Regions from separate parts of the Homo sapiens genome. Here region 2 is linked to region 1. Evidence: read pairs that join two places in POLR2A ChIA-PET (ENCODE). Cell type or tissue: MCF 10A. All regions are shown on one strand. Links, peaks and the distances in the headings refer to the core of each region. The heading gives the core; the rest is flanking DNA. Region 1 overlaps CUX1 (cut like homeobox 1). Region 2 overlaps CUX1 (cut like homeobox 1).

Region 1 (15,984 bases), core at 4,037-12,036:
TGTGTGTACCACTCGTACCTTTCACAGGAGGACACCTCATCTGAATACCAGTCAGGACCTGAGACGCGTTGAGCCCCTCCCCACAGTGCCCACGGGTAGGTGCGCCGCTCTCTGCCCCTTCCGGGAGCTCTGCTTTTTCTACCTTTAGAGATTTCTTTCATCCTCTATTACGTAGGCCTGACTTTTTGCCTAATAAAGGAAAAACAACCATCTATTTAGCACTCTTTTTTTTTTTCCCAAAATGGAAATGACTTTCTCTCTGATTTTTACAAAGCAAAAAATGAGAGTAAAGATTAAGAAACTACAAGAAATTATGGTGAAGGGAGTAAAGATGGCCATGAATCCTATGACTGCCGATGGTTTGGTCCCAGGATGCATTATTCAGATATTTTCTCCCTGTGGGCTTATGTAAACAGAAAGCTAGGTGAGTGGAAGTAACACGTCAAATACTGATTTGTGGCTGGGTGCGGTGGCTCACGCCTGTAATCCCAGCACTTTGGGAGGCCGAAGTGGGTGGATCACCTGAGGCCAGGAGTTCGAGACTAGCCTGGCCAACATGGCGAAACCCCATCTCTACTAAAAATAAAAAATTAACCAGGTGTGGTGGCACACGCTTGTAGTCCCAGCTACTCTGGAGGCTGAGGCAGGAGAGTCGCTTGATCCTAGGAGGCGGAGGTTGCAGTGAGCCGAGATGGTGCCACTGCGTTCCAGCCTGGGCGACAGATTAAAAAAAAAACAAAAAAAAAACCTGATTTGCAACAATTTTGTGTCCTAGCCTAGAGTTTACCGTGCTATTGAAAATATCTTTCGGCTGGGCGCGCTGGCTCATGCCTGTAATCCCAGCAGTTTGGGAGGCCAAGGCAGGCGGATCACGAGATCAGGAGATCGAGACCATCCTGGCCAACATGGTGAAACCCTGTCTCCACTAAAATAGAAAAAATTAGCCAGGCGTGGTGGCACGCACCTGTAGTCCCAGCTACTCAGGAGGCTGAGGCAGGGGAATCGTTTGAACCTGGGAGGTGGAGGTTGCAGTGAGTTGAGATCGGGCCACTGTGCTCTGACCTGGCAACATAGCAAAACTCCGTCTAAAAAAAAAAAGAAAAATGAAAAAGAAAATATCTTTCAATGATAGTTAATATATATATACACACACACACTGTATTTGAAGTGACATGTTACATGGTTTTCCACTATATGATTTCTCATATTTCATCAAATTGATCCTCTTGAACTCCTGACCTCAAGTGATCTGCCTGCCTCGGCCTCCCAAAGTGCTGAGATTCCAGGCGTGAGCCACCGCACCCGGCCTCTGATCTTTTTTTCATCTTTTTCCTAGTTTCTGACCTCACTACCACTCTGCACCACGTTGGGATGGGTATCCTTGTACATCCGTGCAGCTTTTCTATGATTTTTAATGTCTGATTATTTTCTTAGGTTAAATTTCTAAAAGTAGAAGTGAACAGCGTGTGCACATTTTTATGACTTTGGGTACATTTCATTACATTACTTTCCAGAAAAGTTGGAACAATTCATAGCAGTAACTGCACTGAATTTCTTGTATTACTTACCTATTTTTAAGCAAGTAATATAATCTCTTGGTTCCAAAAACAAAGCATAAAGAAAAGTCTCCTATCTGCCTACCTCCCCACCCACTGTTGTTGATTTTTTGGTGTGTATCCTTCCAGAGTTTCATTATATACACAGAAACAAATACCAGTGTCACCCTCCTTTGTATGCACATAGTCTAGCATGCCATGCACACTCTTGTGCAAGTGGCTTTTTATTTTTTAAAATTAACAGGCCAGGTACAGTGGCTCATGCCTGTAAACCCAGCACTTTGGGAGGCCAAGGAAGGCGGATCACTTGAGGTCAGGAGTTTGAGATCAGCCTGGCCAACATGGCAAAACCCCGTCTCTACTAAAAATACAAAAATTAGCTGGGCATGGTGGCGGGCACGTGTAATCCCAGCTACTGGGGAGGCTGAGGCAGGAGAATCGCTTGAGCCCAGGAGGTGGAGGTTTCAGTGAGCCGAGACCGTCCCACTGCACTCCAGCCTGGGTGACAGAACGAGACTCTGTTTCCAAAATAAATAAATAAAAATTAACAGTGTTTCTTACACTTTTCAAATCAGTACATTAAAATCCCTCCAATTGTGTGTGTGTGTGTGTGTGTGTGTGTGTGTGTGTGTGTGTGTGTGTTTATTAAAGCGACACCATTGTTCAATGATATGAATAGGTATATTTTATATACTTGGTTCCATTTTGATAGATATTTGGGTTGCTTCCTTGAAGAATGTTGTGCGTACACCGTTTGACACAGGTGCAAGCTTATCTGCAGGGGGAAGCCGATTTGCAGGACTCATTCCTATAGGGAGAGGGGCCAGGCCCAGGGACTTAAGTGTTTGTGAATTTGTAGGAACTGCCAGATTACCCACACTTAGCAGTTTACACCCCTTCCCTCCAGCACTGGCTGCAGAGAGCCCTGTCCTCCAGGGCCCTAATGCTAATTCTTTCATGATTGCACTAATTATATGCACAAAAGGAATGCAACAGAACAAAACAAACCACCTGGTTTTGTAGGTGTGGAAGTGCACATTGCAGTAAGGAGTCAATGAAATCGGTTACTGTGGGACAGGACCCTCCCCTCCCCTTGGTTATTTTACTAACTTGGAATAACGCCACTTCCTTGTAGGAAACAGGCAGTGACTGTCAGTGAGTGTGCCTAGGAGAGGGGTGGGTCCTTTTAGAGACCAACCTCGCAGTTAGCCAGCAACAGGCTGCAGCTTAGCTAGATGAAAAGTTAGTTTGAGAAACTGAAGTCATTGCCGCTAAGGCTGGCAAGGTGTGGCTGGGGCCAAGTTGGGGGAATGTCGTAGTAGCCGGCCCTGTGCGCCTGAGCCCACAATTACTGCGTCGCTGCTGGGGTCTGGCAAAGCTCACCTTGATGCAGTTTTGTTCAAAGCAGTGCAATTTCCAAGCCTCAAAACAGATCCTTTTCAATACAATGTGATTGTAAAAATTCTATTAATAAAGAGAAAAAAAAGACGCACCAGCGGCTTACAAGATCTTTTTTTGTTTTTTTTTTTAAGAGACAGAGTTTCACTGTCGCCGAGGCTGAAGTGCAGTGGTATGATCTCGGCTCACTGCAACCTCCGCCTCCCAGGCTCACACAATTCTCCTGCCTGAGCCTCCTGAGTAGCTGGGATTACAGGCGCGCACCACCATGCCGGGCCAATTTTGTATTTTTAGTAGAGATGGGGTTTCGCCATGTTGGCCAGGCTGGTCTCAAACTCCTGACCTCAGGTGATCCTCCTGCCTGGGCCTCCCAAAGTGCTGGGATTACAGGCATGAGCCACTGCACCCAGTCACGAGATCTTAAAGTAGAAGTAACTATGGTATTTTTTTCGAGAATTCTGTTAGGGCGAGAAGCCCATTCGTACTGTGCTGGAACCATCCTGACCCTGTCTGTTCTTTGCAGGAACTCAAACCAATATGCCTAAGTAGCTGAAACTGTTGCATTTCAAAGCCTTTTCAAGCATATCTTGAGGACACTGTTCCCTGCAGCTGAACTGAAGTCTTGATCTGAGCCCAGGAGGAGTCCCTGGGGTTGTCTTGTTGGGGGTGGGGAAGTGGGAATGCTTGCATTCAGCTTTGGGGGACCTTAACCCTTTGCCCCCTCCCCTGTCCCCCCTTCACATAGCTTTAACATGAAAGTCTTTCTGTCTGTCAGATCTCCCCTGTACAAAGAGTGGTCTACTCTAAAAATTGCTTTGAAATTGGAATGGACCCCTCCCTCTCTTCTATTTTAGTTCTAGTTTCTAGCTCTTTAAAATAATGCAACTTTTCGCTTTATTGTTCTAAATCAATGCATTCTAGCCGTTGGCTGTCCCAGTTGCTTCCCTGTGGCTGGGAGCCCCTCTCTGTGGTTGAGGCTGGTCTTACCATTGCTCCAGTTGTCTTCGGCCTTCTGGGGCTTACTTCCCCTGCCCTGGAGGCCTGAGGCCAGCCAGCCAGTGTGGTGTGACCCCCCTGACAGTGGGCTCTCCCGGCTGGCCCAGTTGAGGGTGGTCAGTTCCTTTTGTGGCCTTGCCTTCTTGGGAGATAAAAGTGGCCCCCTGGGTGCCGTGCGGCCCGCCCGCAGGGTCCTTGGTGGAGCTCCAGCATTGATTCCTGCAGGTTCAGCTCCTGCCCCAAGGCAGCGTCCAGCTGGCTGAGTGGGGTTCTCCCAGGGTCTCTAAGCACAGGACAGCCTGCTTCTGCATGGGGGCGCACAGGGGACCGCAGAGTCACACTCAGACCCTTCTACCACCTCCTGACTTGTGGACTTTGGTGGTGGGTGGCGACAAACTGGAGTCCACTGGGTCTGTGGCAGAGAAAGGTGGCTTTGCTGGGGGCTGGGGGAGAGGAGGCGTTTTTGGATCGCAGCATATACCTTGTCTAGAATTGTATAAAAACCTACAGGAAAAGGCTGATTTTTTTTTAAAAAGGCTGTTTTTTTAAAAACAACTAAAGGCACAAAAACTCCAAGTGTGAGAATATCCAGAATGCGTTTATATAATGTGCACCGTTGAAAGGAACATTGAAAAAACAAAAAACTCCGAGGAACAGGTCATTGGGTTTGGAGAAGTTTCCTTCAGAAAGTTCTCTTCCTGCTCGTTCACTGTGGATTAAAGCTCGTTGGCAATTTCGGAAGTTCACGTTCTTGAGACTCGGTGCCTTTGGAACAATGGCTCACAATGAGGACGGTGTGCGTTCCCGGCAAGAATGAGTGTTGGGGGCTTTTCTCCTTATCACCCGTTCCCCAGACCCCTCTCATCGGCCTCATAAAGAAACAGATGGTTCATCAGGAATAGCTCAGAAATCACGTTGGCTCCTGGCTGTATAAAGAGTGGGAACTGGGATCATAAACATTTGAAATCTCCTAGGAAAGGACAATGATTCCCTCAATGAAATATTGATGTAAAGGGAGCATTTTAAAAGGCAGAAATGATGAACCTGATTCAGGTTGAAGCTGGTAGTGTACTTTAACCTTTTTGAGAATTGTTAATTTAAAAGCAAATAGAATGAAATATAGACTATAAAAGCAGATTAAATCATTTTTATGCATCCTGGGTTTTTTGGTGTCACGTGACAGGAAGAGTTACTACAAAGAAGACCAGGTTTTGGAAAGACGGTGGGGTTCACGTGATGAAACACAGGCCATGACCCCTTTAGGAATTGGATGGAAGCCAGCCAGGCCAGGCCCCCCACCCCCAGGTCCTGGGTTGGGGCTCTGTGGGCCCAAGGAGTCCTCCAGAACCAAATTCTCCACTAAGAGCAATTTTTAAAAGAGCAGCTGCTCATCCCATGTCCAATTAGAGTGAGCAGATGTGTAAGAAACATGTCTTTGATTGATTTTGGGGGAGCCCCCCGCAGTTTGATGTTTTGCTTGGAGGTAGGGGAAACGGGGGCTGAGTTACAAGTATTACCTGTAGGAATAAACAATTCTTTTGAAACATCAGTAGGGAAGAAAGAAAAAAAAAGGCAGCTTAAGATTTATCTAAAAAGGAAGTGGAAAGTTAAAGTTGCTGGAGATCTCATTACTGTCTGTCTCGCTCACCGTAATTAAAAAATGCCTGAATGATCTTAATAACACATGATTCAGCTGACAAGCACTAATTGCCCTGTATCAGGCCAAGAGAAGATGAATGTTGTCAAGAAAACCACAAGTCAGACAAGCTGATTCTCTGTGAGTCTGACACCGTGTTCCCATGTACAGACCAGTTTTTACTGGAGTTCTTCCAGCATCAAAAGCAGCTTCTTACCTTCCCATTAATTTTCATCGCTGGCAGGCCCGAGTTGTTTGCGATACACTGACTACCTCCCTTGATTCCTCCTCGCTGGCTCAGGAGCTTGGGTCTGCAGACAAAATGTAAATATGTTTCTTGCTCTTATCTTTGTCCTTTTTCAGGGAAGAAATCTGTTCCCGTCCAATATGAATGCCCTGGTGGGCTTGTCAGTAAATTACATGGTATTTGGGAATTGATTTTCTGACGCCACCGATTTGTCAAGAACTTATCCTGCCTTTTCAGCGATTTGACAGCACCTGTTAGGCTGTAGGGCCATGTGATTGGGCAGTTCTCCTGCCGAGAAAAAGGGGACTGATGACTTTCTGTCACTTGGGCATCCAGAAACCTCCTTGAAGGTGGAGGTTATTGAGGGAGGAGGCAGGAGTGGAAAAATGCTATTGGTTTATTCCTGTGCTTTTATAGAACAGCCGAACCATTCTATGGCAATAAAACAGAATCACAGGGCAAGGTGCAGTGGCTCACACCTGTCATCCCAGTATTTTGGGAGGCTGAGGCAGGAGGATCGCTTGAGCCCAGGAGTTTGAGACCAACCTTGGCAACATAGTGAGACCTTGTCTCTACCCAAAAATAAAAAAAAAAAATCAGCTGGGCTTGGTGGTGCACGCCTGTAGTCCCATCTCCTCGGGAGGCTGAGGTGGGAGGATCGCTTGAGGCTGGGAGGTGGGAGCTTGCAGTGAGCCATGATCACACCACTGCACTCCAGCCTGGGCAACAGAGTGAGATCCTATCTCAAAAACAAACAAACAAAAAAGGAACTTGTTTCCTAGCAAGAAGCAGATGAGGCTGGTGAATAAGCATACCACATAAGTAAGTAATCCACTAACTTAGGGAATTTCGTGACCAGTCACTCAGCACGCCCTGTTGCGAAGGGGACGGCTGACCAATAGGATCATCTCAGAGTCACCCTCACACAACTTGGCTTAGCCTAGTTGGCAAAAGTGTCTCTTCAGAGACCTACCCTCCTGGAATTGAAATAAAATGAAAATTTGTGATGACGATCAGCTACTGTCAGTGTGACTTAGGTGTAGAAATTAAAAAAGAAAAAAAGACCACTCTAAAGGCATTTGTGCATGAAGACACCTACAGAAATAAAGCCGGGGTGCTGTTCTTGGTCTTCATTCAGGCTAGCACCTCTCGTCACCTTTTCACTTTGGAGCTCAGGGCCTGGTTCACTCAGCAAGTGAGCGGCTCACACAGTAGATGCTCTGCACATAGTAGTAGGTACTCAGAATATAGCAGCTGTTGATGTACATGTTTCCAGAGGGGCCAACACAGGAATCTGCACGTGGGTCCTTGCTTTAAGCCCAGCCCCTCTCTGTGGGCGTGGGATGGAGTCTTCCTTTCTTGGTGACCGGCGCCCTCTGGGGTCACTGGAGGCCTGGACTTCCCCACTGGCCCAGTGACCTTGTTTCCTTGTTCCCTGTCTCGCCCAGCCTTGGCTGTCCTGGGATTTGAAAATCTGGGATAAAGCCTTTTTCGGGCCTCTAAGGCCCTGCTGGTTCTGCGTGTTCCAGAGAGCTGCACCTCTGGGTGGTGAGCTGGCCTTTTTGGCATTTGATTTATGTATAGCCCTGAGTCACTGGGAGCGGATCTAGAGTCCAGGCCAGTGACTGATTTCAAACGCTAACACTCTTGGCTCGGGCTCAGGTTTCAAGTCAGCCTCCAAAGGGGATGTTTGCTCATTTCGTCATCTTCCTATCACAGCAATTTTCGTCATATGGAGGGGTGGCACTCATGTACCTTGATGATTATTATTCTTTTAAAAAATGAAGTTATTTATGTTATGGGGTGAGTTCGTCACACAGTCCGAATGTGGAATGTTGCCATCCTTTTCATCCCAATCCTGCCAGTGATTTCTGTTTACAATAGAACTATTGACATTGTATGGGGATGAAACTAGCATGAGATAGTAATTGTTGGCTTGCCTGAGATTTTCATCATATGTACACATAGACAAAACCTGGCTTTAGTTCCTAAAGCTATTGCTGTTTATTGTACTTTTATTAGCCAATGTTACAGATCCCCGTAGCATGCCAGAGGCTATTAAGAAATACAGGGGTCGGGGGCAGGAACGAAGTCCCTGGCCATGGATCATGCAATTGATCTATAGTTATTTTTTTTTCTTTTTCTTTAATTTTTTTTTGAAATTTTAAATTATTATTATTACTGTTTTTTGCGATGGAGTTTCACTCTTGTTGCCCAGGCTGGAGTGCAATGGCATGATCTCCCCCTCCCAGGTTCAAGCGATTTTCCTGCCTCAGCTTCCGGAGTAGCTGGGATTATAGGCGCCTGCTACCATACCTGGCTAATTTTTGTATTTTTAGTAGAGATGGGGTTTCACCATGTTGGCCAGGCTGGTCTTGAACTCTTGACCTCAAGTGATCCACCGACCTCGACCTCCCAAAGTGCTGGGATTACAGGTGTGAGCCACCATGCCCGGCCCAAATTATTATTATTTTTTATAAGATAGGATCTTATCACACAGGCTGGACTGCAGTGGTGCAATCATAGCTCACTACAACTTCCAACTTTTGGGCTCAGGTGATCCTCCCACCTCAGCCTCCTGAGTAGCTGGGACAGCAGGTACATGCCACCATGCCAGGCTAAGTTTTAAAATTTTATTTTGCTAGGGGGTCTCGCTGACTTGCCCAGGCTGGTCGTGAACTCCTGGCCACAAGTGATCTTCCTGCCTTGGCCTCCCAAAGTGCTGGGATTATAGGTGTGAGCCATGCTTTTGGCCAATTTTTAGTTATTGTGGATACATAATAGTTGTACATATTCATGGAGTACTTGTGATGTTTTGGTGTAAGCATACAATGTGTAATGATCAAGTCAAGGTAATTGGGATATATACTTATAGTTAGCCTACAGTCTTATTGATAATGTTCTCAGAAATTTCTGATTCCAGAGCTCCTTGCTCCTCTCCCATAATTAGATAACGTGTTTTTCTGTCCGGTAATTGCTGTAGTACTCATTTTTAGATGGGGTAGGGAAGGCCATGTGCCATGTTGGGGCCTCATCCCAAAGACCTTGTGCTGTTTGGGACAGGTAATTATTTAAAGCCCCGTGTGAGGTGGGTGGGTGTTAAACTCATGCTCTCCACACCTTCCCAGAGTGCCTGGGAAAGCAGGCTTCTCTAAGAAAGTGGAATAGCGAATAGGCAGTGATCCCTGAGAGAGATACATAATGATTGTCAGTTTCATGGATTACAGATAATTCCGTTTAATGTCCTCTGTTTTTCCTTTTTGCAAATTTCTATGCATTATATAGAACATTGACTTTAGCATAGAAAGTGCTAATTCTTGATTTGGCACTTTAATGGATATTTACACAGTGACACCATAAACATTGGATAAACAGAGGATTTGTTTTAATGAGATCTTCAGTGATTTGAAGCCGTTTCCCCCTTGCCTTCTGGAATCCCCGGCTCCAGTTCTGCCTGGTTTTGGTGATGCTGTCACAGTGGAGGGCTGACTGCAGGCCTCGACTGTGAGCCCTCACTCGGCCACCTTTTCATTTCCTCGCTGGGTTCCAGGCTCTTTGAAGCACTCGCCTCCTCCCCTCCCTGCATGTCCTCTGTAGTGCCTATTTCTGTGATTTGCATATAGCGGAAATATTTGTTGAACTGAATTATTTTTACACACAAGCCTTTCATGTGGCCAACATTTTGAGGTCTGTCTCCTTTGGCGGGAGTCTGGGAGGAATCTTCCAGTTCACTAAGAAGTGTTTGATAGCTTCAGGGCAGGCGTGCCCTGATTGGGGCTGGATGCCCTGCCTCCATCCAGAGGCTCTCTGGCCAGGAGGGGAATGAACCAAGTGCCCAGATTCCCCCCTACAATGTTTATGCAGAGGTGACTGTCACCTGCCAATGGTGACAGTCCACCAGGGAAGTCCAGAAGGCCTTTGGATTAAAGCTACAGGAGAGGCAGGTCCCCTTGCAGGGTCAGAAGGGGAAGAGAGAAGAGAGAGAGAACCAAAGGTGGGAGGTTCAGCTACTCGGGAGGCTGAGGTGGGAGGATCCCTCAAGCCCAGGAGGTCAAGTCTGCAGTGAGCTATGATTGCACCACTGCTCTCCAGCCTGGGCGACAGAGCGAGACCCTGTCCCAAAAAATAAAAAATAAAGATGGAAAGATGGGAGGATTCTCCCCAGGAAGGCCCAGGCCGCAGGGTCCCCTTGTCCTTAAAGGCCAGCTCAGTGAGGCTACAGGTCCCCTTGCCCCAGTTCCCCGAGCACAGAGCAGGCATGGCCTCGGACGACTTCCTCTTTGTGTCTCGTGGACTACTCAATAAATATTAATGTTTTCCAAAGATATCTTGCCCAGCTCTCCCTGACGAGGCTGTTGGCTTGAAGGAATAACAACACTCGTTGCACTCACGGAATATTAAGTCTGTGCCAGGGCCTGTTCTGAGCTCATGACTTGTGCTACTCGGTCTCTCCCCACAAGCTCACAGGGCGGATGCTATTTTCACCGCCGTTTATAGGAGAGGAAACTGAGGCACAGGGTCCTTCAGTGACTGGCCCCCATGAGCAGGCAGCACATCTGGAATTCCAGCCTGTGCAGCCTGGCCCCAGGATCCCCATGCCTCTGTGGGGGACACTCTGGAAGTGACAGGTGAGGCACTTCTCTGGCCTCTCTGGATCTCCTGCTGGCCCTGAATGTGGGTGGTTACCCTTTTGGGGTGCTGTCGGTGCCTCTTAGATGTCTCAGTGACCCTACAGGGTCTGCCTTCCATAGGACTGCCTTTTTCTTTTTTTTTGAGACAGGTTCTCACTCTCCTGCCAAGGCTGGAGTGCAGTGGCACAATCTCACCTCATTGCAACCTCTGTCTCCTGGGCTCAAGTGATCTTCCTACCCCAGCCTCCTGAATAGCTGGGACTATAGGTGTGCGCCGCCATGCCCAACTAATTTTTTTTTGTAGTTTTTTTGGTAGAGATGGGGCTTCACTGTGTTGCCCAGGCTGGTCTCAATCTTCTGGGTTCAAGTGATCTGTCCACCATGGCTTCCCAAAGTATTGGGATTACAGGTGTGAGCCACTATGCTCGGCCGGCACCCACCTTTTTGTGGACTTTTCTTTGTTGACTTGGCATTCGGCAAGGTGTAGGCTTTTGCCACCAACACGATACCCGTGGGGAGAAGCCCCCTGGCCCCCGTGCCTGCCAGAAGAAAGGCTTAGGGTCCCCTGCGAGGACCCACACGTGCACTGCATGCCTGGATAGCCCATGCCAGCCTCACTGAGGCTGGATTTAGTTCCTGAGTATGTTATGGAGAAGTGCCCAGAGCAGGGACCGCAGGCACAAGGTGGGCCTGGCCTTTGGAGGAGGCTGGGCACGGCCACCTGCTCCTCCTCTCTCCCATGGGCAGGTTGGCCTTGTTGCCATTGGAAACTCTTGAGAGCCCACGGGTGTTTTCTGGCCATGTGACCTAAATGGGAGGCTTGCTGAAGGGTAGATGCTGCTTCACCAGCAACAAGAGGAGCCCCCAGACCTCAGCCACAGGATGGCCCCCACCCTGCTGAGCCCCCACTCTTCGCTCCCTGCTCAGCAGAGCAACACATACCATTGCCCAAAGGATGGACCAGGCACAGCGTGGGGCCCAATAGCAAATGTTCTGACGAAGGAGGTCAGTGCCGGACACTGCTGGGCGTTGTTGAGTCCTGGGCTGGCAGGGACAGTTTTGCAGGGACGGTTTGGAAGGGGCTTTGCTGGGGAGGGGGTCTCTAGGAGGGGCAGCCCCTGAATAGGGCAGCCGAGTTGCTGTGACTGCATCTTCCTTTCTTTCCGATGGGGGCAAAACTCACTCTTCTTTTTAACCATTCTCTGTTATCTGTTTTTCTTTTCTTTTGAAACTTTTTTTTTCTTTCTTTTTTTTTAGAAAGAGGATCTTGCTCTGTTGCCAGGCTACAGTGCAGTGGTGTGATTATAGTTCACTGAAGTCTTGATCTCCTGGGCTCAAGCAGTCCTCCTACCTCAGCCTCCTGAGTAGCTGGGACTACAAGTGTGAGCCACCATGCCTGGATAATTTTTATTTTATTTTTTTAGAGATAGGGTCTTGCTATGTTGCCCAGGCTGGTCTTGAACTCCTGGCCTCAGGTGATCCTCCTGCCTCGGCCTCCCAAAGTGCTGGGATTACAGACATGAGCCACTGCACCCGGCCATGTCCTCTTTTTCTGATTCGGGAGGATAAGGGCTCCCCATGACACTGGCATCAGCATTGGGAGCATTTCCGTGACCCCAGGGCTGCTGATACACCCTGTGGACAGGGCAGGACCCACAGCTAAGTCAGTAAAGCACCATCCTCTGGGAGTGGCTGTCATACGACATTTCTTGCTTTTAGGACCATTGGACTGAAAAACCAAATCCTGCCACTGGATCTGGTGATGACGGTGACATTTTTTTTTTTTTTTTTTTTTGTTTAGAAGCTTATGATTCATCGGATCTCTTTTGGTTTACGGAAAGCCCAGATGTCGTGGTCCCTCTGCGTGCCCACTCCAGGAGAACGCATTCAATGTCAAGGAACCCTGTAGTGTGCAAAGTTGGATTTAGGGATTTCCCGAATAAAGCTCACTGAGGGTCAATGAGTTCCATAAACATTATTGAGGCCGGGTGTGGTGGCTCACGCCTGTAATCTCAGCACTTTGTGAGGCTGAGGTGGGGGGATCACCTGAGGTCAGAAGTTCCAGACCAGCCCTGCCAACATGGCGAAACCCCGTCTCTACTAAAAATACAAAAATCTGGGTGTGGTGGCACATTCCTGTAATTCCAGCTACTCGGGAGGCTGAGGCAGGAGAATCTCTTGAACCCAGGAGACGGAGGTTGTAGTGAGCCGAGATCGTGCCACTGCACTCCAGCCTGGGTGACAGAGTGAGGCTCCGTCTCCAAAAAAAAAGAAAAAAAAATTATTGAATGTCTTCCTTGTACCTGACACTGTGCTTTATCCCATTTAATTCCACTGGATAATATGTTAAATTCAGACTTGTTCGTAGATTTATATACATGTACATATCCCTCTTAATACATTGGTTTATTCTGTTTCTCCATGTTCATACCGCCAGCCTGATGCCTCATTTGCACAAATGAATGGATGAGTGAATCCAGCTTATTCTTTTATTTCTCCCTGGGATCTGGTATACAAGAGATGGTTATTTTTTAATTTGAGACAGAGTCTCACTCTGTCACCTAGGCTGGAGTGCGGTGGTGCAATCTCAGCTCACTGCAGCCCCTGCCTCCTGGGTTCATGTGATTCTCATGCCTTAGCCTCCTGAGTAGCTGAGATTACAGGTGCACACCACTATACCCAGCTAATTTTTGTATTTTTGGTAGAGTCAGCATTTCACCATGATGGCCAGGCTGGTCTTGAACTCTTGACCTCAAGTGATCCACCTGCCTCGGCCTCCCAAAGTGCCGGAATTATAGGGGTGAGCCACCACACCTTGCCAAGAGATGGTCATTAAAGTTGAATTTTGGCACTCCTTGCAGAAACCCTACAAAGTTGGTATCACCTCTATTTTGCATATCAGAAAACTGATGCTGGCCAGGTGCAGTGACTCATGCCTGTAATCTTAGCACTTTGGGAAGCTGAGGCAGGAGGATTGCTTGAGGTCAAGGGTTCAAGACCAGCCTGGGCAACATAACCAGACCCCGTCTCTACAAGAAAATTAAAAAATGAGTTGGATGTGTACCTGTGATCCCAGATACTTAGGAGGCTGAGGTGGGAGGATTGGTTGAGTCCTGGAGTTTAAGGCTGCAGTGAGCTATGATTGCACCACTAAATTCCAACCTGGGCAATGGAGCAAGACCCTGTCTCAAAAAAAAAAAAAAAAAAAGTGCTGAGAGAGATCGTTTCCCGAGGGTCTTTGGATAGTTTGTAGAAAAACAGTACTGTTCCTTCTAAAGCCCTGTGGCTTTTTCCCTATTCCAGGTGCACATTGGCCTTTGAGGCTGGAAAACACTTTTACTTACTTCCAGCTTTATGGGATTCATAAAATGGCCTTGAGAAAAGTAAACCGATTTTTCTCCTTCTAAAAACATCCAGTGGGCCGGGTGCAGTGGTTCACACCTGTCATCCCAACACTTTGGGAGGCCGAGGCCGGCGGATCACTTGAGGTCAGGGGTTTGAGACCAGCCTGGCCAGCATGGTGGAACCCCATTTCTACTAAAAATACAAAAAATTAGCTGGGCCTGGTGGTGAGCACCTGTAATCCCAGCTACTCAGGAGGCTGAGGCAGGAGAATTGCTTGAACCTGGGAGGTGGAGGTTGCAGTCAGGCGAGATCACACCGCTGCACTCCAGCCTGGGCGACAGAGCAAGACTATATCTCAAAAAATAAATAAACAAATAAATACATCTGGTGCAGGTAAAGTGTTCAGGAAGTAATTTCCTGGAAGAGGGAACTCTGCAGTTGCAAATGCGGCCTTCTTACAAGTCGCTTGTAGGGTGTTGAAACTCTCTCGCGATCCCAGTGACTTGAGATGCTCTGTTTTCTGGATAACTAAGCTTTTCCACCTTCACTACGGGGTACCAGGGTCTTTGTAGCAGAGAGGCAGCTGTCTTGATGGTGGAACCACTCCCGCCAGTGTGTGGTGGGGTGCCCCCGGGGATTTAGGGAGAGAGAAGGCCAGTGGCAGGGACTGGCTGGAGGAAGAGGGTGCGAGGAAAAACACTGGCTGACATTTGAAGGAACGTGCTTCAGTATCAGGGAAGGCCAGCGTGGGATAATCGGTGTCTTGGCAGATGGGGTTGACGGGGAGCCCTGAAGCCGGCAGTGTTTAGAGATTCAAAGAATAGGGGGGCTGTGGGGAGTCTTTTGGTTCACAGCAGTGTCCCCCAAACCGGCACAGTGGGATGAGAGTGGGCTGGCCAGGGAAGGGGACAGGGTGTTAGGTCCAGAGGTGCTAAAATCCCCAACCATGGTCAAAATGGGGACATGAGAGACTCGGGGTTCAGAGCTCACATGAAGGACAGCTGTCCCCCCCTCCACCCCCGCCTTGGGTCAGAGCTGGCTAGGAGAGCCCACCCTGCAGCCTGTCCTTCGTGGGAATCAGCATGAGGGGTGCAAAGTGCTCAGCAAGGCCCGGCACCAGGTTTGTTCTTGGGATCAGAGTGATACACGCGCCTTACATTTTTTTTAAGCTGCTGGTTTTGCGGGTCAGTACGGGGAAAAACGGTGAGTCCCTTTTATAAAATATATAGAGAGGTTGGTGCGAAAATAGCAGCTTGTTTCTGCTTGCGTATTTCTACTCACTGCTGGGACACAAATCTACCCTTCCATTTTCTGAATTGTATTCATTCAAACTCTGATTTAACCTCTATTTAGTTAATGAATTGGGCAAGTTAACCTCGAACTCTTCCAGGCTGTGGCTGTTACCGTCACCATCTCCTGCTTCTCACTTTACACACTCATATGAGACCTTTTTTATTTCTGAAGTGTGGCCTGACATTGTTTAGGCTGTTGTTTGGTGCTTATTTTTAACTCTTCTTTTGTCACTTAAGTAGGATGTCTTAATTCTTGTTTAGTGTTAGATCACTTAGCAGGATTTTTTTTTTGAGCGGGGGCGGGGGGAATATGATTTTGTGTCACATTTTGAATACTTCTCTATGGCAGTATCTTTTAGAGTTATTATGGACCCTGTAATTCTGTTCTCAAAGACGTTTAACCACTAGAGGTAGACACCAAAAATGTTTTATTTGTCTCATTTGGGACTCTAATTCAGTGAAGTTGGCTGTTTGGAGTCTGAGACTGGATCTGTTTTTTTATTTTGTTTTGTTGTTGTTTTGTTTGTTTTCAGACAGGGTCTTGCTCTTCTGCCCAGGCTGGAGTGCAGTGGTTTGATCACAAGTCACTGTGGCCTCTAACTTACATGCTTAAGCAATCCTCACGCCTCAGACTCCCGAGTAGCTGGGACCACAGGTGCTCACCACCAGGCCCAGCTGACTTTTGTATTTTTTCTAGAGACAAGGCCTCATAAGTAGTTGTTTCCCAGGCTGGTCTCAAACTCCTGGGCTCAAGTGATCCTCCTGCCTCAGCCTCCCCAAAGTGCTAGGATTATAGGCATAAGCCCTCACACCCAGCCAGGACTGGATCCCTTGACTCACTTAATGATCGGGGTTTACTTCTGACCTGCATGGGGTGCTGTGG
Region 2 (15,984 bases), core at 4,281-12,280, 180 kb after region 1:
ATTCACTATTATTATATCTGATATGGTGATCTGCAGTCAGGGAGCTTTGATATTACTATCATAATTGTTTGGGGACACCACAAACTGTGCCCCATATAAGATGGCAGACTTAATTGATAAATATTGTGTGTGTTCTGACTACTCCACCAACCAGCTGTTTCCCATCTCTTCCTGTCTTTGGGTTTCCCTATTTCTTGAGACACAACAATATTGAAATTAGGCAAATTAATAATCCTGCAATGGCCTATTAAGTGAAAGGAACAGTCACATGTCTTTCACTTTAAGTCAAAAGCTAGAAATGATTAAGCTCAGTGAGAAAGGCGTGTTGAAAGCTGAGGTAGGTTAAAAGCTGGACTTCTTGCACCAGTTAGCCCAGTCATTAGTGCAAAGGAAAAGTTCATCAAGGATATGAAAAGTGCTGCTCCAGTGAACACATGAATGATAAGAAAGCCTTATTTCTGATAGGGAGAAAATTTTGGTGATCTGCATAGACGATCAAACCAGCCACAACATTCTCTTAAGCCAAAGTCTAATTCTCTTAATTGGGTCTTAATTGTCTCAAGCCAAAGCCCTGACTCTTCAATTCTATGAAGGCTGACAGAGGTGGGGAAGCTACCGAATAAAAGTTGGAAGCTAGCGGAGGTTGATTCATGATGTTTAAGGAAAGAATTTATCTCCATAATACAAAAGTGCAAAGTAAAGCAGCAAATGCTTTGGTGGAAGCTGCAGCAAGTTATCCAGGAGATCTAGCTAAGATAATCAACGAAGATGATGGCGCTACACAACAGATTTTCAATGTAGGTAAAATAACCTTCTCTTGGAAGAAGATATAATCTAGGACTTGCATAGGTAAAGAGAAGTCAGTGTCTTGTCTTTAAAGCTTCCAAATGCAGGCCGACTCTCGTTAGGGGATAATGCAGCTGGTGACTTGAAGTTGAAGCCATTGCTCATTTACCATTCGGAAAAATCCTAGGGCCTTCAGAATTAAGCTACACCTACTCTGCCTGTGCACTAGAAATGGAATCATAAAGCCTAGATCACAGCATCTGTTTATAGCATGTTTTACTGAATATTTTAAGCACACTGTTGAGACCTACTGCCCAGAATAAAAAAAGGTTCTTTTCTTTTCTGAGACAGTCTTGCTCTTGTCACCCAGGCTGAAGTGCAATGGCATGACTTCAGCACACTGCAACCTCTGCTTCCCAAATTCAAGTGATTCTTCTGCCTTAGCCTCCTGAGTAGCTGGGATTACAGGCTCCCACCACCATGCTCGGCTACTTTTTGTATTTTTAGAAGAGATGGGGTTTCACTATGTTGGCCAGGCCAGTCTTGAACTCCTGACCTCGTGATCCGCCTGCCTCAGCCTCCCAAAGTACTGGGATTACAGGCATGAGCCACCACACTCGGCTGATAAAAAGATTTTTTGTTTTTTGTTTTTTGTTTTCTGGTTTTTTTTTTTTGAGACAGAGTCTCGCTCTGTCACCCAGGCTGGAGTCTAGTGGTGCGATCTCGGCTCACTGCAACCTCTGCCTCCTGGGTTCAAGTGATTCTCCTGCCTCAGCCTCCCGAGTAGCTGGGATTACAGGTGTGTGCTACCACGCCTGGCTAATTTTTTGTATTTTTATTAGAGATGGAGTTTCACTGTGTTAGCCAGGATGGTCTCGATCTCCTGACCTCGTGATCCGCCCGCCGCAGCCTCCCAAAGTGCTGGGATTACAGGCATGAGCCACCGCGCCTAGCCGAAAGGTTCTTTTCAAAATATGACTGCTCATTGACAGTGCACCTGGTCAACAAGAGCTCTGGTGGAGATGTACAAGATGAATGTTGTTTCCATGCCTGCTAACACAACCTGCATTCTACAGCACATGGATCAGGGAGTAATTCTGACACTCAAGTCTTATTTTTTAAGAAATACATTTTGTAAGGCTATAGCTGCCATAGATGGTGATTCCTCTGATAGATCTAGGCAAATTAAATAGAAATCCTTTCCTTCTGGAAAGGAGTCACCATTTTAGATTCCATGAAGAACATTTGTGATTCATGGGAGGGGGTTGAAATAGCAACATGAACAGGAGTTTGGAAGAAATGGATTCCAACCCTCATGGATGACTTTGAGGGGTTCAAGGCTTCAGTGGAGGAAGGAACTGCAGATGCGGGGGAAATAGCAAGAGAACTAGAATTAGAAATGGAGCCTGAAGATGTGACTGAATTGCTGCAACCTCATGATCAAACTTGAATGGATGAGGGGTTGCTTCTTATGATGAGCAAAGAAAGTGGTTTCTTGAGATGGAAACTACTCTTGGTGAAGATGCTGTGAATATTGTTGAAATGACAACAAAGGATTTAGAATATTCCATAAACTGAGTTGATAAAGCAGTGACTGGGTTTGAGAGGATTGACTCCTATTTTTTAAGAAGTTCTACTGTGGGTAAAAATCTATCAAACAGCAATGCATGATACACAGAAATCTTGTGTTAACGAAAGAGTCAATCAAGCTAGCCAATTTCATTGTTGCCTTAACAAATTGCCACAGTCACCCCAAGCTTCAGTAACCACAACCCTGATCAGTCTAGCAGCCATCCAACACCAAGGCAAGACTCTCCACCAGCAAAAAGATTACAACTCCCTGAAAGCTCAGATAATCGTTAGCATATTTTGGCAATAAAGCATTTTTTAATTAAGATATGTACATTTTTGAGACATAGAGCTATTACATACTTAATAGACTATGATACAAACATAACTTTTATATTCACTGGAAAATCAAAAAATTTATGTGACTTGCTTCATTGCAATATTTGCTCTTTTTGTCATATTTGCCTTTTTTGTTCTATTTTTGAGACAGTCTCCGTCACTCAGGCTGGAGTACAGTGGCACAATCTCGGCTCACTGCAACCTCCACCTCCAGGGTTCAAGCGATTCTCATGCCTCAGCCTCCCGAGTAGCTGGAATTAGCAGGCATGTGCCACTACACCTGGCTAATTTTTTTTTTTTTGTATTTTTAGTAGAGACAGGGTTTCACGATGGTGGCCAGGCTGGTCTCAAACTCCTGACCTCAGGTGATCTGCCTTTCTCAGCCTCCCAAAGTGCTAGGATTACAAGTGTGAGCCACCGTACCTGGTCTGTTTTTACTTTCTTATGGTGGTCTGGAACCAAACCTGCATTATCTTTGAGGTATACCCGTATATTGATCTTGCATTGTGAAAGTCTTGCTGAATGTGTATGTTTTTATACATCTACAATTTTTTTATTGTACACATATATTATCTACTCACAACAATGGTGATGTGAAAATCTCAGGTAGGCATTTATCCCCTAGGAAGCCTGCCCCACTCCCCCACCGGGATTTACCCGAGGGAGGTAGGAGAGGGGAGCATTACCCCATCTTAAACTTTTTGGGAGCAGCAGTAGGAATCTGTGTCTCCCATAGGCTGGAATAGAACATAGCCTAGCACATCTTAGCCTCCTTAAATGACTTTATTGACAGAATGAAGGAAGAAGTGAAGCGGGGGTGAGCAAGCAGCCAGCACCTCCTTCCTCTGAAGAGCCTGCTGCAGGCAGGTTTCCCTGTTGTCTAAGCTGTGATCTGCTGTCCTGGAGCATTTACCTGCTCATGCTGGTTTTGCACTGTGGGGAGAGAGAAGACAGCTAATCTTTCTTCCCCAAGACAGCCTTTCAGATAGATGTTGACAGCCAGAATGGCAGATGTACTTGGAAGGGCTTTGTAAACTCAAGGAGAATAGAGATGCTTGTTGCTGTTTTTATCATCTTGGCTTTTAATCTTGTGCTGTCCCCTGCCACAAATCTCCTCTATGGATCCCACACCCTTTCTCCAAGCCAGCGGCTTCTTCGGGGCCTCTCTAGTTTTCCTCTTAGAAACTTTACTAAGTGGGACCGGGTACAGTGGCTCACACCTGTAATCCCAGCACTTTGGGAGGCCAAGGCGGGTGGATCACTTGAGGTCAGGAGTTCGAGACCAGCCTGGCCAACGTGGTGAAACCCCATCTACTAAAAATACAAAAATTAGCTGGGCGTGGTGGCAGGTGCCTGTAGTCCCAGCTACTCGGGAGGCTAAGGCAGGAGAATCACTTGAACCCGGGAGGTGGAGGTTGCAGTGAGCTGAGATCGTGCCACCTCACTCCAGCCTGAGTGACAGAGTGAGACTTCATCTCAAAAAAAAAAAAAAAAAAAAATTTAAAACCCTCAAGATTTGGCCTGCGTACGTGTCTGTTTTGGACAGCATCCGACTCAGTCTTAGCTGACTTCTAGTGTTTAATGTGGCCCTTCAAACCATGCTTTGCTCTTGAAAACATTCTACAGCCAGACTTCGAGTGAGACAAAACTACCCTATCATATCCCTGCAGTTTTGTTGATTTTTATTGTCCTATAGTCCGACAGAGCTCATCGATTTGAAAATTCTTTTAATGGCCTGTGTTTATTTCTAAATCATTAGCTTGTAAACTCCCAGGGCATAGAGGCTAGTGGATTGTTCTTGAATATGCCGTCTTCACTGTGGTCTTAAATGTTGCTTAGGGGCCAGGCGCAGTGGCTCACGCCTGTAATCCCAGCACTTTGGGAGGCCGAGGTGGGCGGATCATGAGGTCAGGGGATCGAGACCATCCTGGCTAACATGGTGAAACCCTGTCTTTACTAAAAAAATACAAAAAAAGTAGCTGGGCGTGGTAGTGGGCGCCTGTAGTCCTAGCTACTTGGGAGGCTCAGGCGGGAGAATGGTGTGAACCTGGGAGGCGGAGCTTGCAGTGAGCCGAGATCACACCACTGCACTCCAGCCTGGGAGACAGAGCGAGACTCTGTCTCAAAAAAAAAAAATGTTGCTTAGGGTCCTGGTCCTCCAGGACTTTCCACATCTTGGCTTCCTGCTTGATTTGATCACGACGGGGAATAACCTATGGTGTGGTGGAAAGAAAGGTGCTGACTTTGGATTTATTAGCGAAGGTTAGTGCTGTTGACCCGGTTTCTATCCAGATGGTGTCAGATACTTAATGTAGGAGGTTCCCACATTTATAATCACAACAGCTCAACAAGGAGGGAGTTACTACCCTCACTTAATGGACGAAGAGATCAAGGCTTCAGTATATATATACACACACACATATATACATATATATATATACACACACACAAATAAACACACACACACACACACACACACACACACACACACTTTGCTGCCCAGTCCTGGAGTGCAGTGGCATGGTCTTGGGTCACTGCAACCTCCACCTTCTGGGTTCAAGCAATTCTCCTGCCTCAGCCTCCCAAATAGCTGGGATTACAGGTGCCTGCCACCACACCTGGCTGATTTTTTGTATTTTTAGTAGAGATGGGGTTTCACCATGTTGGCCAGGCTGGTCTTGAATTCCTGACCTTGTGATCTGCCCACCTCAGCCTCCAAAAGCACTGCGATTACAGGTGTGAACCACCGCGCCTGGCCTTTTTTTTTTTTTTTTTTTTTTGGAGACAGACTCTCACTGTGTCTCACTCTAGCCCAGGCTAGAGTGCAGTGGCATGATCTCAGCTCACTGCAACCTCCGCCTCCAGGGTTCCAGTGATTCTCCTGCCCCAGCCTCCCCAGTAGCTGGGATTACAGGTGTCCACCACCATGCCTGGCTAATTTTTGTATTTTCAATAGAGACAGGTTTCACCATGTTGGCCAGGCTGGTCTCGAACTCCTGACCTCAGGTGATCCATCTGCTTTGGCCTCCCAAAGTGCTGGGATTTACAGGCGTGAGTCACTGTGCCCAGCCAAAGACTTCAGCATTTAAGTAACCTGCCTCCCGGTCACCCAGCCAGTGTGTGCTGGAACTAGGATTCAAACCCAAGTCTGTCTTTTGATCAAACCACACACTCTTTCCATTGACCATGTGGCCCCCAGCCCCAGTGCGCAATGCTGGATGTTATCATATCCCTAGGAGGGGCCAGGAGCCAGGGTCCAAGTAACTTGGTGGGTTTCTGCGTCTGAGAAATGAAGCTGGTGAGACGGCGGTTCCTTCACTGTTTTCCAAGGGCTGCCACGGCTTTGATCTTGACAGCAACCAAGATGTATCTCCCCACTTTGCAGATGAAAAAACTGAGGCCCAGAGAGGTTAATTCAATGGTTCAGGCAGAGCACCTGTTTTATGTTGGAGCTGGAAATCAAACCCTCATGTGCCAACAGCATGCCCAGGCCCTTGGCTGTGTGTGGCGTGGACTTGCCTACCACATGGGCATGGCCAGGCCCCTGTGGTGCAGTGGAGAGATGAGCCTTTTTTATTTCAAAATACACAGCACTTCTTGGCCGGTCACAGTGGCTCATGCCTGTAATCCCAGCACTTCGGAAGGCTGAGGCGGGTAGATCACTTGAGCTCAGGAGTGAGCCACTGTGCCCGGCACTGTATGTTACTCTCTTAGAGATATGGCCAACTCGTGAGATCTGTAACCATCAGCTTTTACTAGATTATGCTGCAGTAACAAACAAACTGCTACAAATCTCAGTGGCCTGTGGCAACCAAAGATCATTTCTTGTTCATGTGTCATGTTGACTAGGGCTGGCTGTGACTGTGCCCCAGCCCCGTGGGTGGTCCTCATTCTAGGATCTCAGTGGAGGAAGTAGGTCCTATAAGGTCCTTGCAGCAGAGGGAGGGAGCACACTGGCTCTTAAATCTTAATGCTCAGATAAGACACCATCACTTACATACCATTGGCCAAAGCATTTCGTGTGGCTATGCCTGACATCACTGAGGAGGGAAAGCACCCAGGGGGAAGTTGCTGTTACACCACAAGTCACGTGGCAGTGGGCAGCGATGTGTGACGCCTCCTCCAGGGAGCCTAGATGGTAGTTGGGAGCGGCAGCAGCATATTCCATGTGACTCCGGGAACCCACAGCACAGCCGTGCTGGCACTCACATGGTTGGGCACTTTCTCACCCCTTCCATATCTCAGAGATCTGGTGGATTTCTATGAAACTTGTTTTCTAAACCTAGACTGAGTTTTTATACTATCATAAGCGGATACTGATTGAGAGCTAGATTAAAATACCTTCCTATAGACATTTGTCTTTCTCTTATTTTATTTGAGACAGGGTCTCACTGTCACCCAGGCTGGAGTGCAGTGGTGCAATCATAGCTCATTGGAGCCTTGACCTCCTGAGCTCAAGGGATCCTCCCAAAGAGGTGGGACCACAGGCATACACCACCACACCCACCCAGCCAATTTTTTATTTTTTGTAGAGACAGGATCTTGCTACACTGCCCAGGTTGATCTCGAACTCCTGCACTCAAACGATCCTCCCACCTTGGCCTCCCAAAGTGCTGGGATTATAGGCGTGAGCCACTGCACTACACATTTGTCTTTAAATGTAACACTTAGCCGGGTGCGGTGGCTCATGCCTGTAATCCCAGCACTTTGGGAGGCCGAGGCGGGCGGATCACCTGAGGTCGGGAGTTCAAGACCAGCCTGGCCAACATGGAGAAACCCCGTCTCTATTAAAAATACGAAAATTAGCTGGGCATGGTGGCAGGCACCTGTAATCCCAGCTACTCGGGAAGCTGATACAGAAGAATCTCTTGAACCTGGGCGGGGAGGTTGCAGTGAGCCAAGATCGCACCATTGCACTCCAGCCTGGGTGACAGAGCGAGATTCCGTCTCTAAATAAATAAATAAATGTAACACTACATTAAAAAAAAAAAAACTCAGCCTTATGAAAGTGATGTTGCTGAAAACATAACCGTGGAATCCAGTAGCGGCCATTAGTGCAGATGTGCGGGTCACTGCAGGAAGACAGCTGGAGAGCGCTGTTGGGTGTGTACAGTGGAGAAAGACACCTCCCAGGAGCTACTGCCAGCCAAGTGGCTGTCATCATCTCACAGCACACAAAACAGATGCTTACTACACAGAGAACTCTTTACATATTAAGTATTTCCTTTTCTTTTTTTTTTTTTTTTTTTTTTTGAGACGGAGTCTCACTCTGTCGCCCAGGCTGAAGTGCAATGGCACGATCTTGGCTCACTGCAAGCGCGGCCTCCCGAGTTCACGCCATTCTCCTGCCTCAGCCTCCCAAGTAGCTGGAATTACAGGCGCCTGCCACCACACCCAGCTAATTTTTATAGTTTTAGTCAAGAGAGACGAGGTTTCACCATGTTGGCCAGGCTGGTCTCGAACTCCTGACCTCAAGTGATCCACCCACCTTGGCCTCCCAAAGTGCTGGGATTACAGGCGTGAGCCACCGTGCCTTGTCAAGAACCCTTTACATATTGAGCATTTTCATAAATATTTAAACCTGGATTCCTGAACCCTTGGGTCACATCTGCAGACCATGCAGTTGGCCATTGCGGAAGATATTAAAAGCATATTAAACACCCACTGCGTGCCCGTGGTCGGGAGGAAAAACAGTTGATGCTACAGCTTAGTTTTCCAGGAATTCAGTATCCCTGAGTCAGGCAGCCTTATCTGTCATCCTAGAACTCCAGGACAGCCCCAGGTGGTGGTGGGAGGGGCCGCGGCTGGGAGATGGAGCTGCTCTGAGCCTGCAGATCAGGGTAGCATTCCTGGGAGGCGCCTTCCAGGCGGAGGGGAAATTGCTCATGTGTTCTGGGAACTGGGAGTGACTGGGTGTGGCAGGAGTGTGAGGCATGGCAGGAGGTGAGCCTGAAAAAGAGGCTGATCCCTCAGAGCAGGACAGGTTTTACCCAAGGCTGCAGGCCAGTGTCTAACCGTCTCTAGATCCGTCCTGGTTTAGCTTCTTCCAAATAGTTTTGTGTCTGTGTGAGAGTGTGTGTGAAACGGAGTTTTGCTGTGTTGCCCAGGTTGGTCTTGAACTCCTGGGCTCAAGCGACTCTCCCACCTTGGCCTCCCAAAGTGCTGGGATTACAGGCATGAGCAACGGTGCCGGCTCTAAATGGTTTTAAGGGCACGGTACCTACCTCAAGCTAACGTGCAGGCAGGCACGAGGTAGCTGGAATTCTAGCCTAGGATTCTCTCTTCAGCAATTCTTGCCTTAAGACCTCACCTTAGACGTTTGCTCATTCACAGATCCCTCCCCTTCTCAGAGGGAGCTGTGTTACCAAGCCTTGGCTTGTACCTCCAAGGCATGCAGTGGATGGGCTGAGCTCCCTGCAGGGAGTCAGGCGGGTGTGTGGGGGGCATGAAGGTGAGCAGGACACTGTCCCTTCCTCCCTCCCTCCCACGGATGCTCTTCCTGGCTGGTAGCCATGTGGACACCTGGGGGGAAGCTGTTCTGTGTGGCAGAGTCACTGTGTTGTGTCTGGTACTGGGGCCCTTGCCAGGGTAGGTCAGTGACTCGTCCAGGCCCTGGAGGCTGCTGCTGTCCCCTCCTCGTGCAGAGGAGGTGGGGCTGGCAGTCAAAGCCCAGGCTCCCTCCCTCCCTCTAGACTCAGAACAGCCCAGGAACCCAGCTCGAGGTCTGGAGGAAGTGATGTGTGCATTGGGTCTTGCAGCATAGATAGGTTTTGAGTGGACGGAGAGGTTAGCGAAGGGTGTTCCAAGTAAGCAAAGCACGGAACTAGGAAGTCACTGGCTGCAGCAGGGAAGTCACACAAAGGGACAACCTACCACAGACTGGGTGAGCTGCAGAGGGAGGATGGACTAAACTCCAACTTCAGGGTCATTCTGGTTGTTTTTTTTTAAGACAGGGTCTCACTTGGTCATCCAGGCTGGAGTGCAGTGGCTCAATCATAGCTCACTCCAGCCTTGAACCCCTGGGCCCAAGCGATCCTCCCACCTCAGCCTCCGAGGAGCTGGGACTACAGGCGTGTACCACCGTGCCTGTCTAATTTGTATTTTTTTGTAGAGATAGGGTCTCACTATGCTGCCCAAGCTGGTCTTGAATTCCTAGGCTCAAGCCCTCCTCCCACCTCAGTTTCCCAAAGTGCTGGGATTACAGGTGCATGCCACCATGCCCAGCTAATTTTTATTTTTGGTAGAGATAGGGTCTCACTCTGCTGCCCAGGCTGGTCTTGAACTCCTGCCTCCATTTCCTAAATTGTTGGGATTACAGGCCTGAGCCACTGCGCCCAGCCTTGAGGCCCATTCTTGTCTGCGGAGCGGAGGGGACTTTATCATTTAGAAAAGGATCTTTTAAGTCATCTCTTTTAAGAAACCTCATGGTCCATTTGCATACTGAATTCATTAAACTCATCGGCCTGACCGTGTTCCTCAGGACTGGGCTGGAATTTCCCTGTGTTAGTGGAAGAGGGCACGGGGAGAGGACTGAGAGTCTTGGTCCCTGTGATACAGCTCTGATGAGTGGAGGAACACTGGGGTTTTTGGTTTTTATGCCGGTTTAGATAAAATGACATGGATACACGTGGAGTGGTTTTTTTTTTGTTTTGTTCTGAGATGGAGTCTCGCTCTGTCGCCAGGCTGGAGTGCAGTGGCGTGATCTCGGCTCACTGCAACCTCCGCCTCCTGGGTTCAAGCAATTCTCCTGTCTCAGCCTCCTGAGTAGCTGGCATTACAGGCGCCTGCCACCATGCCCAGCTAATTTTTGTATTTTTAGTAGAGACAGGGTTTCACCATGTTGACCAGGCTGGTCTGCATCTCCTGACCTTGTGATCCACCTGCCTTGGCCTCCCAAAGTGCTGGGATTACATGTGTCAGCCACCACGCCCGGCTCAGTGGAGTGGTTTTAAAACCCCGATGTCCACGGGGCTGGTTCCTTCTGCTGGCTGTAGGGGAGAATCTACTGTGTCCCTGTCCCAGCTTCTGGTGGTTTCCTGGTCATCTTCTTCTTTGTAGATCATCAGCCCAGTCTCTCCTTCATCGCTCTGTGACATCCTACCTGTCTACATGTCTGTTTCTGTGTCCAGGTTTCTCCTCCTTATTGGATCCAACTGGACGAGGGCCCAGGCTAATGACCTTGCCTTACCTTGATCACCTGCAGAGACCCTAGCTCCAAATAAGGTCACCTTCACAGGTATTGGGGGTCAGGACTTCATCATCTTTCAAGAGACACAATTCAACCCATTATAGCCCCGAAGTGTGCCGTGCAAATTACCAAACCCCACATCCTGGGGAATAACCCAAACAGGAGACAGGAGGACAGAGTTCAGGATCCTTCCAGATCCCAGCCCTTGCCTCCAGGAGACGCAGCCACCCGGTACCCTGAGTCGGAATACCTCGGAAGTGAGGGGCCCTCCCTAGGCAGATCCTAAGCCAGAAAGAGAAGCCTCTGTGTGGCCATCAAGCGGTACGGACAGCAGCCAGGGCGTCTGCCCAGCTTCCTGGACAGACTCTGCTACCCACCTGCCTCTCTTAGAAGAGCCCCAGGTTGCGTTCCAATTCATCTGGAGAAGCAACTCCAAATCCGTTGCTTACTCTAGACATCTATAATATGTGGGCTTAGGTACAGTTGAAACAGTGCCATTTAGACAGTTCCCAAAATTTGTAATAGATACTGAGAAAGATACATGATACGACAGGGAAAGAAAACACAACACACTATCTTACGTATAGGCTGATTTCAAGTACGTACATACACACACGCGTTTTAAGCAGCTTGATTGAGATATAATTCACATACCATATAATTCACCCATTTAAAGTCTGGAGTTCATTGACTTTTAGGATATTCACAAAGTTGCACAGCTGTCACCACAGACAATTGTAAAATGTTTTCATCACCCCAAAAGGAAATCCCACACCCTTCAGTTGGCATCCACCAGCCCCTCCTTCCCACCCACCCCCAGTCTGAGACCACTCTTAATGTATAATACATCTGTCTCTTGTTTGCCTGTGTGTCTGCATTTCATGTAACTTTTTTTTTTTTTTTTTTTTTTGAGACGGAGTCTTGCTCTGTTGCCAGGCTGGAGTACAGTGGTGTGATCTCAGCTCACTGCATCCTCCACCTCCGGAGTACAAATGAAGCAATTCTCCTGCCTCAGCCTCCTGAGTAGCTGAGATTACAGGTGCACGCCACCATGCCCGGCTAATTTTTATATTTTTAGTAGAGATGGGGTTTCATCATCTTGACCAGGCTGGTCTTAAACTCTTGACCTCATGATCTGCCCACCTCGGCCTCCCAAAGTGCTGGGATTACAGGTGTGAGCCACCGCACCTGACCACAACTCTATTTTTTTTTTATATAATTAGGAAAAAAAAATAGAAATAAAGACCTGATAGTCTGACTCCTGCCGGTGAGTGGAGGATTTCAATTATACTTTTAAATTTTTTTTCTATATTTTTGATATTTTTCTGATCACACAATGAGCATGAGTTGCTAATAATGGGGGAGGGGGTTATTTTAAAAACAAGGCATGGTCTTGTCATATTAATAGTCCTTGTAGGCAAGGCATGGTGGCTCATGCCTGTAATCTCGCCTGACCCCTGAGGTCAGGAGTTCAAGACCAGCCTGGCCAACATGACGAAACCCCGTCTCCACTAAAAATACAAAAAAAAATTAGCTGGGCATGGTAGCACACTCCTGTAGTCTCAGCTACTTGGGAAGCTGAGGCAGGAGAATTGTTTGAACCCGGGAGGTGGAGGCTGCAGTGAGCTGAGACTGCGCCACTGCACTCCAGCCTGGGCAACAGAGCGAGCCTCCATCTCAAAAAAAAGTCCTTGCATATTGTTCTGAGATTCTACTCAACACCAAATTCACAACCTTGTTTTTTGTTGTTGTTGTTGTTGTTTAATTTGAGACATGGTCTCGCTGTGTTGCCCAGGCTGGAGTGCAGTTGTACGAACACAGCTCACTGCAGCCTCGAACTGCTAGGCTCAGGCAGTCCTCCCACCTCAGCCTCCCAAGTAGCTGGTATTACAGGTGCATTGCCACCCCGCCCAGCTAATTTTTTTGTTTTTTGTAAAATTTTTATTTTTAAATTTTAATTTGTAGATAGCTCATTATTTTGCCCAGGCTGGTCTTGAACTCCCGGGCTCAAGCCATCCTCCTGTCTCTGGCTCCCAAAGTGCTATGATTACAGGCGTGAGCCACCACACCTGGCCCAGAATCACAGCCTTATCTTATCGGGTTGAGGGGGTGGAAATGTGTCTGAGTTCCAAACAATTGACTTCAAATTGGAATCTTGGTGCACAGCTTGTTAGAAGTTGGAAATGCTTGCATTGCGCTAGGCTGCTATGTGTTCGATTTTCTAGGCCCAGCTCCCACTAGCCATCGTCCCCCAGTTCTGAGCGCCCCACATCCTTAATCAGGAGACCTCTCTCAGCCCTTAACAAACTGCCCGGTGGCTCAGGTGAGAGGCCCTGTAATTAAACCGCATCCTTTGCCTCTGTAATAACATCGGAGACAGCATAGTTCTAGGAGGGGACAGACGGAATATATAATTTCCTGTCCTTTGCCTGAGCCAGTATGACATTGGTACATGTGCAGTCTTGCGTGTTTCGGCTGTAAAGTGCGATCTGTTGTCTCAGCAAGTGTGTAGGTAAGCTAAATATTCTAACAAGTCAGTCCAACCATGGCAGGCTCTTTGCATATGCGTCCAGCATAGTTGATGAACAGACGTCTACACTAGAGGAAACTGGCTCAGTTAGTCAGTTCACAAAACCAATCCTGGCCACCATCGCAAAACCTTGCCAGTTGCCTAATCTGGAATCCCCGGGACCGTCCTCAATTCACCTGGTTCTTCTGGGCCTCACGTCAACTGTGTGTGTCGCTGATCTCTCCAGCCGCCCTCTCCTCCTCCTCGACACCCACAACCACTGCCCAGCGCATCTCACTCGGATGAAAGCAGTGACGTCCGAGGGTTCTCTTCCTCCCTGCCCCCTCCTGTGCTCTTTCCACCCTGACCGCTGCTCAGGTGATGAGGGTCTCCCTGCACCATGCACCCTTGTGCCCCTCAAAATCTCACCCCACTTGATTGTCCAGCTGCGTCACCCACAGCTCCTGCATATGTATCCGCGTTCCCACCTGGCAGACTCTCGTGGGTCCCCTATGCCCCATGGTGTGTTGTAGCCGTGTTGGTGGACTCTTAATCTGGACTCCAGGAATAGAGCACAAGCTGACATGCAAATGAGTGTCTTAAAACAGAACACATAGGCCAGACGCAGTGGCTCACGCCTGTAATCCCCGCACTTTGGGAGGCTGAGGCGGGCAGATCACCTGAGGTCAGGAGTTTGAGACCAGCCTGGCCAACATGATAAAACCTCGTCTCTACTAAAAATACAAAAATTAGTCTGGCATGGTGGTAGGCACCTGTAATTCCAGCTACTTGGGAGGCTGAGGGCAAGAATCGCTTGAACCTGGGAGGCAGAGGTTGCAGTGAGCTGAGATCGTGCTACTGCACTCCAGTCTGGGCGACAGAGCAAGACTCTGTCTCAAAAAAAGGAGAATTTTATGAAATTCTTTGCTCCTGGGATTTGAATGTGTTCGTCCGTTTACATGCAGCATCTTACCCGTCCACCTGGGTGAAATGCTTTTTAAGACTCTGCTCTAAGGTCACAACTTTACTGCCTGAAGTTCCCTTCTGCATGTCCCCAGGGATTTAATTACTTGTTAATTACATACCTGTTTCCCTCCTAGACCCTGAGCTTCTGGGGGTAGGAACTGTCTCTTCCCACCCACCTCTGATCCCCAGCAGTGTCTAGCACATGGCCAGCTCTTAAGTCAGCATTTGGAGAAGACAAAAGACCAGGAAGGGCACGCCAGACCATTCTCTATGGAAGACCCACCCAGTGTTCCCTGCTGTATAGTGAATGGCTCCATACTCCCAAATCTCTGCTCCTCCCTTGTTTACCTTCATGAACAGGGTCCTTTTGTGTTTGCAGGCATTTCCTCTAAGAGGCTGAAGCCCAGTTGTCAAGCATCTCCCTTGCTACGGGAATTCACTAGATGTGTAATGCTTTGTAAATTACCTCTTGACAAATGTTGAGCTCTTTGTTTTTCTTTTCTTTCTTTCCTTCCCTTTCAGATTGATGCACTGAGTAAAAGAAGCAAGGAAGCTGAAGCAGCTTTCTTGAATGTCTACAAAAGATTGATTGACGTCCCAGGTAAGCCCCGGCAGTAATGGCCCACCAGTGGGGGGCGTTGTGTCTGGTGAGTCGGTGGGTTTTTGGCTCATTCTTCTTGGCTTTCCTAAGGAAAATAAATACACCATCAGTGGCAACTTCCCCCCAAGAAACCAGGGAGTGCAGGACACATGAATTCTTCACAACCCAGACTTTGGGTACGGAGGGAAATTGGATGCACTTGTTGAAGTACTCACGTAATCTCTAGGGGATGACTTCGTAAAAGCAGAGATCCAAATCTCTGGGGCTACAGCATAAAACCCTGCACGTACTGCAGAGAAGATGCAGACCTGATGTGTGTATGCTGTGTGGAAGTCCCTCATATTGCCCAAAGCCACCTTTAAGACTTTAGGAATGGCCCTACTAAGACACCTGGAGTGTCCCGCTCCCCTGCCAGGTCATCCAAGATCAGTGGCCCCTGGACAAGCCCTTCACTTAAGGGTTATGGGCAGAGGGTAACTGATAATCCTTGCAGCTACAACCAAGTATATCAGTTGTTTCTTTTATTTTTTTTTTCTAATTTTATTTATTTATTTTTGAGACAGGGTCTCGCTCTGTCGCCCAGGCTGGAGTGCAGTGGCACAATCTCCGCTCACTGCAACCTGCACCTCCCGGGCTCAAGCGATCCTCCCACCTCAACCTCCCAAGTGGCTGGGAGGTACGTGCCACCACATTCAGCTAATTTTTGTATTTTTTGTACAATGAGTGCGATGAGGTCTCACTTTATTGCCCAGGCTGGTCTCGAACTCCTGGGCTCAAGCTATCCTCCCACCTCAGCCTCCTAAAGTGCTGTGAGGTTACATGCAGGAGCCACCACGCCTGGCCCTGTTTCTTCTTTTAGAGGGATTGAAGAATTAAAATTTAAATATGTTTGTGAGGCATTCTAAGAGGTGATGGCTTCCGATTCTTTATTCTGGAAAAGTGAGAAGGCAGGTAGAGTGCCTTGAACTCTCTGGTCCTGTTTGTGGGTCCTCGATTGCCTTAGAATCTGGAGTAAGGTGATGGACA

Evidence for each region. ChIA-PET counts read pairs that join two places held together with the same protein. Peaks named below come from ENCODE experiments on the same cell type or tissue, not always from the same donor. Only the 100,000 strongest peaks of a DNase experiment are listed, where the experiment ranks them.
Region 2: POLR2A ChIA-PET joins it to region 1 with 17 read pairs; 2 of 35 experiments call an interaction of 5 or more read pairs at or near these places.

What each region holds. Positions count from the first base shown.
Region 1 is chr7:101,875,606-101,891,589 of GRCh38, forward strand. All of the region lies in intron 1 of CUX1 (cut like homeobox 1), which reads left to right. Among named protein-coding and RNA genes, the nearest start is that of CUX1, 66 kb to the left of the region's middle. RefSeq lists enhancers at 1,436-2,241, 9,255-9,304, 14,642-15,352 and silencers at 7,976-8,143, 9,875-9,924. In MCF 10A, for the core only: no CTCF peak of the experiment used is centred there; DNase peaks (open chromatin) are centred at 5,776, 6,706 and 7,486.
Region 2 is chr7:102,055,460-102,071,443 of GRCh38, forward strand. CUX1 (cut like homeobox 1) reads left to right here. Exons shown (of 24, transcript NM_181552.4): 4 at 14,880-14,958. Among named protein-coding and RNA genes, the nearest start is that of SH2B2, 220 kb to the right of the region's middle. RefSeq lists enhancers at 6,754-7,053, 8,347-9,063 and a silencer at 12,351-12,541. In MCF 10A, for the core only: no CTCF peak of the experiment used is centred there; DNase peaks (open chromatin) are centred at 8,552 and 9,162.